Linked DNA regions of Homo sapiens: region 2 is linked to region 1. Evidence: chromatin loops called from intact Hi-C (ENCODE). Cell type or tissue: PC-3. All regions are shown on one strand. Links, peaks and the distances in the headings refer to the core of each region. The heading gives the core; the rest is flanking DNA.

Region 1 (5,391 bases), core at 167-5,166:
GTCCTTTTCAATATGACAGAAATCTTAGCATGTGTGCAAAAACGTAAGTTCAGACACAGCACACTTTGGGAGAGAGAAGAAAGAGAGGCCCAGCTATCATGTGACATTCTATAGCAGTATGTATAACTTCTATTAAATGTTTGAAAAAATGCCCATGCTCTCTTTCTCATCTACCTCACAAGATTTTTGTGAGAATTAAATGAAGTATTGGTATAAATGTTTCTAGAGCAATATCTGGCATATTTAGTGCTACATATGTGATTTATTTTCTTCTGCTTCCCATTAGTATATAAACTGCACAGCAGCAGAGATTTTTCTACATTTTTATTGATAGATCCCACACACCTAAAATATTGCCTAGCGCAAGTGGATAGTTAATAAATATTTGTTCAATGAATGACTTGACCTATATAATACTAATTTCAGCTAAGTATTAAAATGGCATAGTACTCATTTGTGTTTTCTGCATGAAGAAAAATCAACACAGTTACTTCCTTTATAAATCTAGAAAAATATCTGAGAAACTATGATAATTTCAGTATTTCAACCCTCAGATTTGTTCCAAAATGTTGGATCACAATTGTCTCTAATAATTAACTGATAGGAAATGCTATCTTAAAAAAAATCACATTTATTTTTGTATGGATTATGATCCTGTAGCTTTGCAAATAATCATGAACTTGTTGTCAGATGCTTCTTTGATGATTTTGAGAATATATACATTATATTAAGATTCACATTGTGAATACTAAAGGAAATAGATATGATATGGAGGTCTCAAAAAAGATGAACTCTTTTATCTTAATGAATGTTCTATAATATATATGGATAATATTCTTCTTCCAATACCTATATGAATATTTAGTACTTTCTCAGAAAGCATGCCATGAAAAATAAAAGTAATTTTCTACCAACTGAATAATAAAATGTAAAATGAGAAAAGCTGATTAGAGTTATACAAAATGAGAAATTGGGCTCTACATAAAAAAAAACATTTTAAAGTTCACATTAAGAAAAAATAGTGTGTTAGTTTCTATAACAAAACTATTCTTCATGAATTACTTTACTAATTCTAAGTGAAGGCAACTGCTAGCTTTTAACAATAGCTAGGACTCAAAGTACCTCTAAAAAATATATTATAAATTCTTAGATCATTTGACTGTATACAGGAAACAAATATACAGAAACAATGCAAAACATATTAAATGAAAAAAATAGATATTTTGTACAAATTGATGGACATAAAAGAAAAACAGAAGGTTTGATATGGAATACCTCAAAGAAACTCAGAAACAAACAAACCAATAAAAGGAGATGTAGAATTTAGAAACTGCAGGAGTAGCTGAATGTGTTAATCTCTGGGGATTTTGCCCTACTCATCTTTTTCACAACTGTGGTATACTGCGTGTTTAGGACCCGCAAGAGAATTATTTCTCTGAAGTTGGTTTTTGCATGAAGTCTCTTTGCAAATGTGCTGATGGTATTTAGCTTGTATTAACTCCATTTATAGAAGCAAAGAAACTGAAAAATCATTTTACTAAATGAAAAACAAAAAAAAGCAAACAAGAAAGAGAAGAAGAAAAAATTTGCTAAGAAAATAGAGATCAACTGGACTACAATTTGCCAACAGAGGTTAATCCCCATAAAGTTCATGCCAGAACACCCAGGTGTATGAGCCCTTAAGAAAAAAAGACATTATATTTACACATCTAGATATAGATCTACCTATATTCGATTTGAAAAAACTCACATGCACATATCCACATACATATACATGCTATATTTTATTAGTACATTGCATTATACACTAGAATATATCTTCTACATCAAGAAAAATTTTTAAATTAATTTTGCACAAAGTATATGAAACCTTATTCAGTATAGTCCCAACTATATAATAATAATATTTATATATTAAAATAGTTATTTTAAATATATAAACAATAAATAGAAAATGCTCTTCTTGAAAAATACTGTAATAATCAGTGATCAAAAGGACACAAGAGAAATGAATCATTTCATAAGCTGTTCCAGAGCATTCAGTTAAGGGAATATGAGTAACTTTCAGAGCGCAAATTAGCTAAACAGTAGACTAATCACAAGCAGGAAATGCAAGCTTAGGTAGAAGGAAAAGGAGGAAAATAAAACCTTTCTTTCAAATATGATGTCTATATTTAGGTTTCAAATGGTAAGCAGCTCTACATAAAATGGCACCATTCTTCAGAGCCATTTGGCCATGACCTAATAAGAGTAAATAAATCCAGTGGTGACTTGGAATAACAGGCACTGGACTTAGTTCAACAAAATAGTTATAATGAAGCTCTCTCAAAAGGACTTCAGAATAAATACGTTTGAATATTCAAAAATGTAAATTAAGGTATTCCATGTTTGAAATATGACCAGGACATTATCAATAAGAAAAGTCAGATAAAATAATTCAATTTACACATATAAGTGCACTGTATTATGAATAGAGCAATATATTCAGTAAGGAACTCTTCATACTTGAAAAAAACTCCCTGTATAATGAACAAAACAAAATAGTTTGTTTGCTATTCTCATTTGAGAGAAACTGTTAACACCAATTCAAATAGGTAGTAAGTAAAGTTTAAAAAATGGTACAGTTTTGTAAGAAGGAAGAAATAGATGCTGTCTAGAGGGATTCAGCAAGTCTTAATGGGGAGAACATGAGCAAAGCAAAAAGGTGCCTTTGATTTCTGAGGAAATTAGGAAAGTTCTGTGACATGAATGGGAGGAAAAAAAATTGAAATGATCTGACAACCAAGTCCAAAATAAGGGACTTCTGAAGTCCCTAGAGTCAAAGATACTTCTAAGCAGAAGATATCAGATATCAACGTTTACTGCACACATTCTTTACTTATTTAGTCAGGTATTACAGTCTGCATTTTTTAATATCTGATAAAACTGAGACTCAGGATGTTTAAAGCTGTTAAGTACAGAGCCTGGACTTAATCATTATTTGTCTAAACCTCATTTTCTTTCTATTAGAGCAAGCTGCTTCAAGGTGTCCGCAGAGTAAACTAAAGGACAGGTGTAAAGCTTTGGGGGCAGAAGAAGTTCTTGTCAAAGATAAAGTTATTTTTGCTCTGAGTTAAAGACAAAATACAGTGGTCAGATAACCAACAGAATGGCAGAGGAGAAGAGAGTTTTGAAGTTAACTTCCAGTTCCGTAAGAAACCGTGTATGACTGTTCCAAGAAAAAAAAAAAAAAAAAAAAGGGCAGAGGAAAGCTTAAGCAACTTGGAGGAAAATACAAATACAACAATTATAATTTCAACATTATGTAGATTATGGTATATTTCTTCTTCTTTAGAGATCTATTTTAATCATATTGCATGTGTACAAATGGGAAATTTAAAGACAGAAGACTTACTTTTATTAAATGATATACTTTTGTAAATAGTTTCTCATCAAACATTTAAAACAAGCAATAGAAACCATCTAAACCATTTAAGATACAACTTTTAAGTCTAGTAAGGGGAAAGTAAAAATGAGGAGGAAGATAAGAAAAAAGAGAAATTGATAGGAAAGTAGGAACTGGTGGTTTAAAAAGTTTGAGAGGAACATAGCGGGATTTATTTGTGATTGCTGATGGAGAAATTACAATTGACATATTGTTGCAGGTGGCTTAGGTACTCAGTAAAGTGTTTGTTAAAATGAATTGAACTGAATTTACTTTCTTTAATTGTCTTCCAAAAGGCAAAACAAAAACATTGGCAACTAAGAAGAGATAAGAGTAAAGACAGTTTGATCTACTATCATTATCTTAACAAAATAACATTTTCTACTTTGACCTGTGTCATTATTAGCAGATTTTTATTGTTTAAACAATGAGGTGTAGTACTTTCAGAGGAATTTGGTACCATCAAGTTCCTTTTACACATGTAGTTGAGAACTGGGGCAGGGTCAAAGTTAGCGTTTCCATTGATGGTGAGAAAATTATTAAGCAAATTGAAAAGTACAATTTTAAGGGAAATGCTTACCTAATAAATAGAATAAAAATTTTAAAGGCGTTTCTGAAAACTAATTTACAGTATAGGAATAAAACCATACTCTCTCAAATGGCCTGCGCAGACTAGGTTAATGTTTTAATTTCTGATTTCTATTCAAATGTTAAAACCTTTTTTTTTTTTAGCAACAATCACTGTACATAATTGTATGAAATTAGGTTTATTTTATTATATACAGATTATAATCATATAATCGTTTTTTCACTTAAATCCCATCTACTCACCAAATAAGTATGAGATGAGTCAAACATACTTTCTGTTTAAATATTTTGCTCATTGAAACTCATCTGTTAGGCCAAATTACACAGTTCATGTTATACTGTTGTGATTAGTTGCAATTCCAATAATATTTTATCCTTAGATTGTAAGTAGACTGTTGCAACCCAACAGCAGAAACACGATGTTTCACTCTGTGAGGCTGTAACTCCTCAAAATTTCTATGCCTTTAAGAACTGGGCCATATCTTTTCCAAAATTGTCCAGAAAATGTAGGAATGGTTTCATTGCAAGTTCATTGATGGTCTTTTCTTATAAATGTCTCTCAGTTGCTATACTGGATAAAATATCACAATAGAAAATATTTGTGCTTTAGTCAGGCACAGGTTTTAGTCAGTCACATATAGACAGAGCACTGGGAAGATGCCAGGAGCTAGTATTAGGCCTGTAGTCTGAGACCTGGCTAACTATGAGAAGATGTTGAAGATGCTTAGCTGAGTAGGAACTGTTCAAATGGGTGTCAGCTATATTCCAGAAGATATAAAGCTTTGTTGGAGGGTATCATGCAGAGAAAGGAGCTTGCTAAGTCTCACAAGGTGACAGAGATAAAAAATAGATACCAGAAAGTAGCGAATGACAGTCAAACAGAAGCACCATTGTGTGAAATAGAGCCTGGATATTTGTGTTTATGGTTTGTACTGTACGAGTTTGTGTGGGAGCTTCATAGTTCAAGTACTAGAAAGTTGAAGGTTATGTGTGCCACGACTTGATGCCAGATAAGAAAATGTGTGGGTAAGGAAGAGTTTTTATCTGGGAAGTAATACAAAATAGTATGAAAGGAGAGGGAGAAAGGGGGAAAAGGACATACACATACACTCACACGCTGATACACATGACTCTATCCCTATGCAACATATACTTTATCTTATTTCATTTTTATAACAACACTCATGGTTACACTATTAGGGAGGTATTATTTTCCAAATTTTATAGAACATAAGGAGAATAGATATTGGAATGAAAGATCCCTAAACTAATTGCACAAGGTAAGTGAATAAAATGTATATCACCCTAATTCTCTCTATACAAAAAAATTACTGTGCTTCATGCTACATTTCATTGCATCTCAGTGGTGGTTAATCTAT
Region 2 (5,391 bases), core at 260-5,259, 110 kb after region 1:
CTCAAAAAATAATTTTCCTGAGTCAAAGAAGCCAAAAAAGTACACAGTGTGTGACCCCATTTTTATAAGATGCTAGAAAATGTAAACACATCTATAATTAACAAAGCCCATCAAGGTTTGCTTGGAGTAGAAGTTGTGGGTGGGATAGACTGCAAAGAAACATAAGCAAACTTTTGGTTGTGGTAGTGGTGTCGGGTGTAAATAGATGTTAAAGTCTATTAAATTGTACACTTTAAGTGGGTGCAATTTGTTATACATAAACTATATCTCAATAAAGCTTCTCTTTCCTAAAAAAAAGTGCCTAGTCAAAGCTTTCATTTATTAATTCTTACTTAGGAATAACAAAAGTTTTCCAGGTAAATTAGACTATAGTTATCTAAACTGGTAGCCAGAAAGCAATCAAAGTCTTATAATTCTACATAACAGAAAATGGCTTTTTAAATTTTAAAATGGAATATTTTTAAAGAAGTTATCATCAATTGCCTGGCTCTATTATCTGAAATTCATTATGAGGTATAGATTTGTTTTATACCTGTGTTACACCACGTTTACAGATAAATTATTTATATAGTTTGGGCAGGGAAACCTCTTACTTAAGATACATAAAATGGATTAAAGAAATTTATGACAAAATGTGGTTACTCTTCTCAGTTTTTAATATTCCACCAGACCAATTTGGATTTCCTGCTGGGTAGACTTACTCATAATTAAGCCCAGACCCTGATTCTTTGGGATGAAGAGTTGCAGCCTCATTCATATTTAATACTAACAGATTTCTTAGGCTACGGCAAGTGTACTAAAGAGGAATGAGTGGAACCTTAAGACACAGGATTGGGATATACAGACATACACAGAAGAGGTTGAGAAATTTGAACAAACAGATTCTCAAAATTCTCTTGCTTTAGAGACAGCTTAATGCCTTCTCCTCCAAGAAAGTCAACCTTAATATGCGTACAAAGAAATAAAGAAAGAAAAAAATAGTGAAAGAAAGAAAGAAAAAAAACAATGACAAACACTTTTATTGACTGCCCTTGGGTAATTTATAATTTTTCTCAGGACAAATCCTCATGGTGCGTCATTGCCTGGGCTTTTAAGAAGAGCTAGAGCTCTTCTTTTTTTTTTTTTTTATCTTTTATTTTCTTTTCCTTACGATTTTCTTAATAACATTGTCTTTTCCCTAGCTTACTTTATCATAAGAATATAACATACAATCCATGTAACTTATGAAATATGTGTTAACCAACTGTTCATGTTTTCAGTAAGGCTTCTGATCAGCAAAAGTGTTACAGGTTTTTCTTATCATTTATTGGTAGAAGGCTGAGGAGAATGTATGAAATTCCTAGGATGTTTTAAGAAGAATGAAATACAACGCTCGATGGGGCCAAATACCATTATAGTTACCCTCACTCTGCATTCAGGGTTTAATGCCACAGCCTAAAAAGATGGAAGTGTTGGCTGGGCACTGTGGCTCACGCCTGTAATCCCAGCACTTTGGGAGGCCAAGGCAGGTGGATCACGAGGTCAGGAGATCAAGACCATTCTGGCCAACATGGTGAAACCCCGGCTCTATTAAAAATACAAAAATTAGCTGGATGTGGTGGCATATGCCTGTAATCCTAGCTACTCGGGAGGCTGAGGCAGGAGAATCACTTGAACCAGGGAGTCAGAGGTTGCAGTGAGCTGGGATCGCGCCACTGCACTCTAGCCTGGCGACAGAGAGACTCTATCTCAAAAAAAAAAAAAAAAAAAAAGATAGAAGTGTTGTTTATAGTCTACTAGATTGGCTAATCAAATTCTGGACTTAAATGACTTTGTATTAATGAAATTGAAATACCAGCACTCTTCTGGTAAACAGTGAAGTTGCAAGTCTCTGAGAATGACCATATAGCAATGGATCTATTTTGTCAACTTGTTCAGTGACTTTTTATCCATGCCCGGGAGGACCTGGAGTCTATTACTTACATAAGACATTGCAAGTGTATTAGTAAGAGGGCATTAGTATCCTCAAAAACTCTACGGTGCTTGTCCTTTGTAGGCAGGAGTTAATGGTGATGAATGCTGTTATTAAGTAGTTTTTCCTAATTTCAAAGGAAATAATGAAATTCAGAAACTGTAGAGGCCAAGGGGTAGCAATTAACTGTTTGAAAAAAATCAGGTGCAGTGATCACAATAGGCCTCAGAAACACACTAGTAATGAGAGTATCTTATCATGCAGATATTGGAGACCTCTAACTAATCACTGGATCATAATAAATGGAAACAGCTTAGTCATTTACTAAGATGATATACAGAGGAGAGAAATTTTAGATTTTGTGTGAAGGCCCCATTCTTTGAGGAAGCCCAAATAGCCCTGTAAAAGGCTATGGCTGAGTTCCCAGTCACAGTAGCCTTAATCTGTCAGTAATGTGAGTTAATCACCTTAAAACTGGATCCCTCTGCCCCAGTTGAGTCACTCTGTCTCATGTCTTATGAGTCAGACAACATTTTCCACCCCCTGAGATTGTTCCAGATTCATGAGCAAAGTAAATTATTTTTGCTATTTTGTCATTAAGTTTTGGAGTAGCTTTTAATACAATAATAAATTATTAGAGCAGGCATATTGGAATTTTCCTCCATACTGAGATATAAGCTGCTATTCCTTGCACTGCCCACTGCAAGATAAAATGGCATAACCTCTGGTGAAACTCTTAGAATTTTAGAGATAACCTGTACGACATGGGGCTACACTGCATCAACCTATTTTGAGAAGTATGTCATGGTTTCCTACTAAGCACTCATAAGAACTAATGTCTAACCTTGAACCCTAGGTGACTGTGACTTTACCTGCTCATCATGAGCTTGCTAATATAGTATCTACCGCATAATAAGTTTGGACAGGAGTCTGCATAATAAGTATGCACCAAGAGTCCATTGTTAAATGGAAATGGTATGTGTGAGACTCATTCTATGCATCTTGTTCAATCTTTATGTGAAGCCTCATGATGAGTGCTCCATGAGCTAATAAATGAAGAACAAAAAGCATGGACCTGAATTAAGAATCGGTTTGCCCAGCATACTGCCCCAAATGCATGTGAGTACTTCCTTTGTCATAGCCCTATACAGAGGTGACCCTAAAGACAAGGTAAAGTGAAATCTTCCAAAAGGGCAGAAACATCTGCCTTGTAGACAGTACATTAGGTTGTCCACACTGCATGGAAAGGAATAAGGTCTGAGGTTTGTATTTTAACACATGGACAGTGATTGATGGCACAGATGCCTGAACAAGAGCTTGGATAGAACAAAATTATTTAATTGGTAACATAGACTCCTAGGGGAATGGTGCAAAGGGTAATTGATTCTGATTATTTTGGAGGAACTTAACTTGGTATTACAAAATGGGGACAAGAAAAGATATTTCTGGAAATCAGGGCATTCAATGAAATAACATTTAGTTCTCTCCCTTAATTAAAGCCTTGCAGCTATTCAGGGAACCCTTACTTAAGGAAAATGGATGAGGCTGGGCGCAGTGGCTCACTCCTGTAATCCCAGCACTTTGGGAGGCCAAGGTGGGTGGATCACTTGAGACCAGGAGTTTGAGAGCAGCCTAGCCAACAAGGCGAAATCCTGTCTCTACTAAAAATACAAAAATTAGCTCTGTGTCATGGCGTGTGCCTGTAATCCCAGCTACTCAGGAGGCTGAGGCAGAGAATTGCTTGAACCTGGGAGACAGAGGCTTCAGTGAGCTGACATCCCAGCACTGCACTTCAGGCTGAGCAATGAAGCAAGACTCCATCCAGAAAAAAAAAAGAAAGAAAAGAAAAAAGAAAAATGGGTGAATCTCAGTAACAACAGCAAGCATTGTGGCGTTCTAAGTGGCCCTCTTTTTATCTCCTTTTTCCCTCTTCATTGTAGCCTTAAAAACCAACAGTCTGCAAACAACTGAATAATAGCTACTGAAGAGGGGTAAGAAGTTGGGCCTCCTGAACTTACCTGTTCCCAGAGAACCATCATTGTTCAACGAGTCTGCCATATCCCCACACCCATCTTCAAAGTAGTCTTTATTATGTATGACTTGAAGCTTACCTAATGAGAATAAACTTTTCCAATGGTGCATTTTCAAGAACAATCAAAGGAAATAGTTTAAGACTGTGAGTGCCCAAGGAAGGAAATGATGGTTGGAGACAACAAGAGGTTAAAGGAAACACTTAAAATAAAAATCAAAAATCTGGTGAAATGAGATGTCTGTAGAGAACTTCAGAATGCTCCAACATATTCTTGGAAATCTAAAATGCTGTATGCATACTTAGGGCTGTACCCAGACCTGTGTGTATGCACAGGGTAGAGCTGAGAAGGCCCTAAGCTCTTGCTGACAAACCTTAGCGCTCGTTGCAAGCAGAAAGTGAAGGCTAAGTAAGACAAAGATGTAAACTGTCACCTGAGTACTGAAGGTATGCATCAATGTGCCCAGAGACCCACTCAGCAAAGACTGAGAGACTTCTTGGTTTCTGGAATTTAAGGAAAGTCTATCCACTTAGTCTAACCACTAAGCTAGACAAGCAATGACTTCAATAATCAAGTAGGACAAAGAATCCACACTTTACAGAATTATTTTATAGAAGTCACTAAACAACACCAATAAATAGCAACAAAAACAAGCCCTGGGGTGGGAGAGCCTCTGTTTTCCAGAGTTGCCACAATATGTCTGTTAAAATGTCAAATTTTCTAACAAAATTTAAGAGACACTCAAAGAAAAATGAAGATGTGACTCATAGCTACAGATGTAGGGGGCAGTTAATAGAAACTATTCTCAAGAAGTTTAGATATTAAAATGACTACACAAAAACTTTAAAATCAGCTATTTGAGTATATTCAAGAAACTGAAGGAAACTTTGTTCAAATAACTAAAGGAAAGCATAAGAACAATGCCTCACCAAACAGAGAATATCAATAAAAATGTATACATAAAAAAATCAAGTCAAAATTCTGTACTTGAAACTTACAAAAACTTCCATGAAAAGTTCAGTAGAAGAACTCAACTGCATATTTGAGACAGAAGAAAGAAATCATAAAATTGAAGCTTAGTCCATTAAGATTATGTAGTCTGAGGAAGACAGAGAATAAAGAAACGATAAAGAAAAATGAACAAAGTCTTAGGGACCTGTGTAATTCAACAAGCATACCATCATATGCATGATGGGGTGCCAGAGGAGAGTAGAAACACACAAATTTTTGATTTAAAAAAATTAATCTATACATCCAAGAACCTCAACAAACTCCAAATAGGATGAACTCAAACAGACCCACACGTGACACATCAAAATGACACTATTAAAAGGCAAAGAAAAAATCTTGAGGGTAGCAAGAGAGAAGTAGCTCATCACATACACAAAAACCCTCAATAGGATTAATAGG

What was found. A loop is a pair of places that touch in the nucleus more often than their neighbours do. Peaks named below come from ENCODE experiments on the same cell type or tissue, not always from the same donor. Only the 100,000 strongest peaks of a DNase experiment are listed, where the experiment ranks them.
Region 2: a loop joins it to region 1, with 5 times the contacts of the local background. A loop is called at or near these places in 1 of 110 quality-filtered maps.

What each region holds. Positions count from the first base shown.
Region 1 is chr5:21,790,446-21,795,836 of GRCh38, reverse strand. All of the region lies in intron 10 of CDH12 (cadherin 12), which reads left to right. Among named protein-coding and RNA genes, the nearest start is that of SNORA105A, 91 kb to the left of the region's middle. In PC-3, for the core only: no CTCF peak of the experiment used is centred there; DNase peaks (open chromatin) are centred at 2,156, 2,916 and 4,316; H3K4me3 peaks cover 2,071 bases; H3K27ac peaks cover 3,008 bases.
Region 2 is chr5:21,677,443-21,682,833 of GRCh38, reverse strand. No RefSeq gene overlaps it. Among named protein-coding and RNA genes, the nearest start is that of SNORA105A, 200 kb to the left of the region's middle. In PC-3, for the core only: no CTCF peak of the experiment used is centred there; DNase peaks (open chromatin) are centred at 1,953 and 2,413; H3K4me3 peaks cover 422 bases; H3K27ac peaks cover 1,848 bases.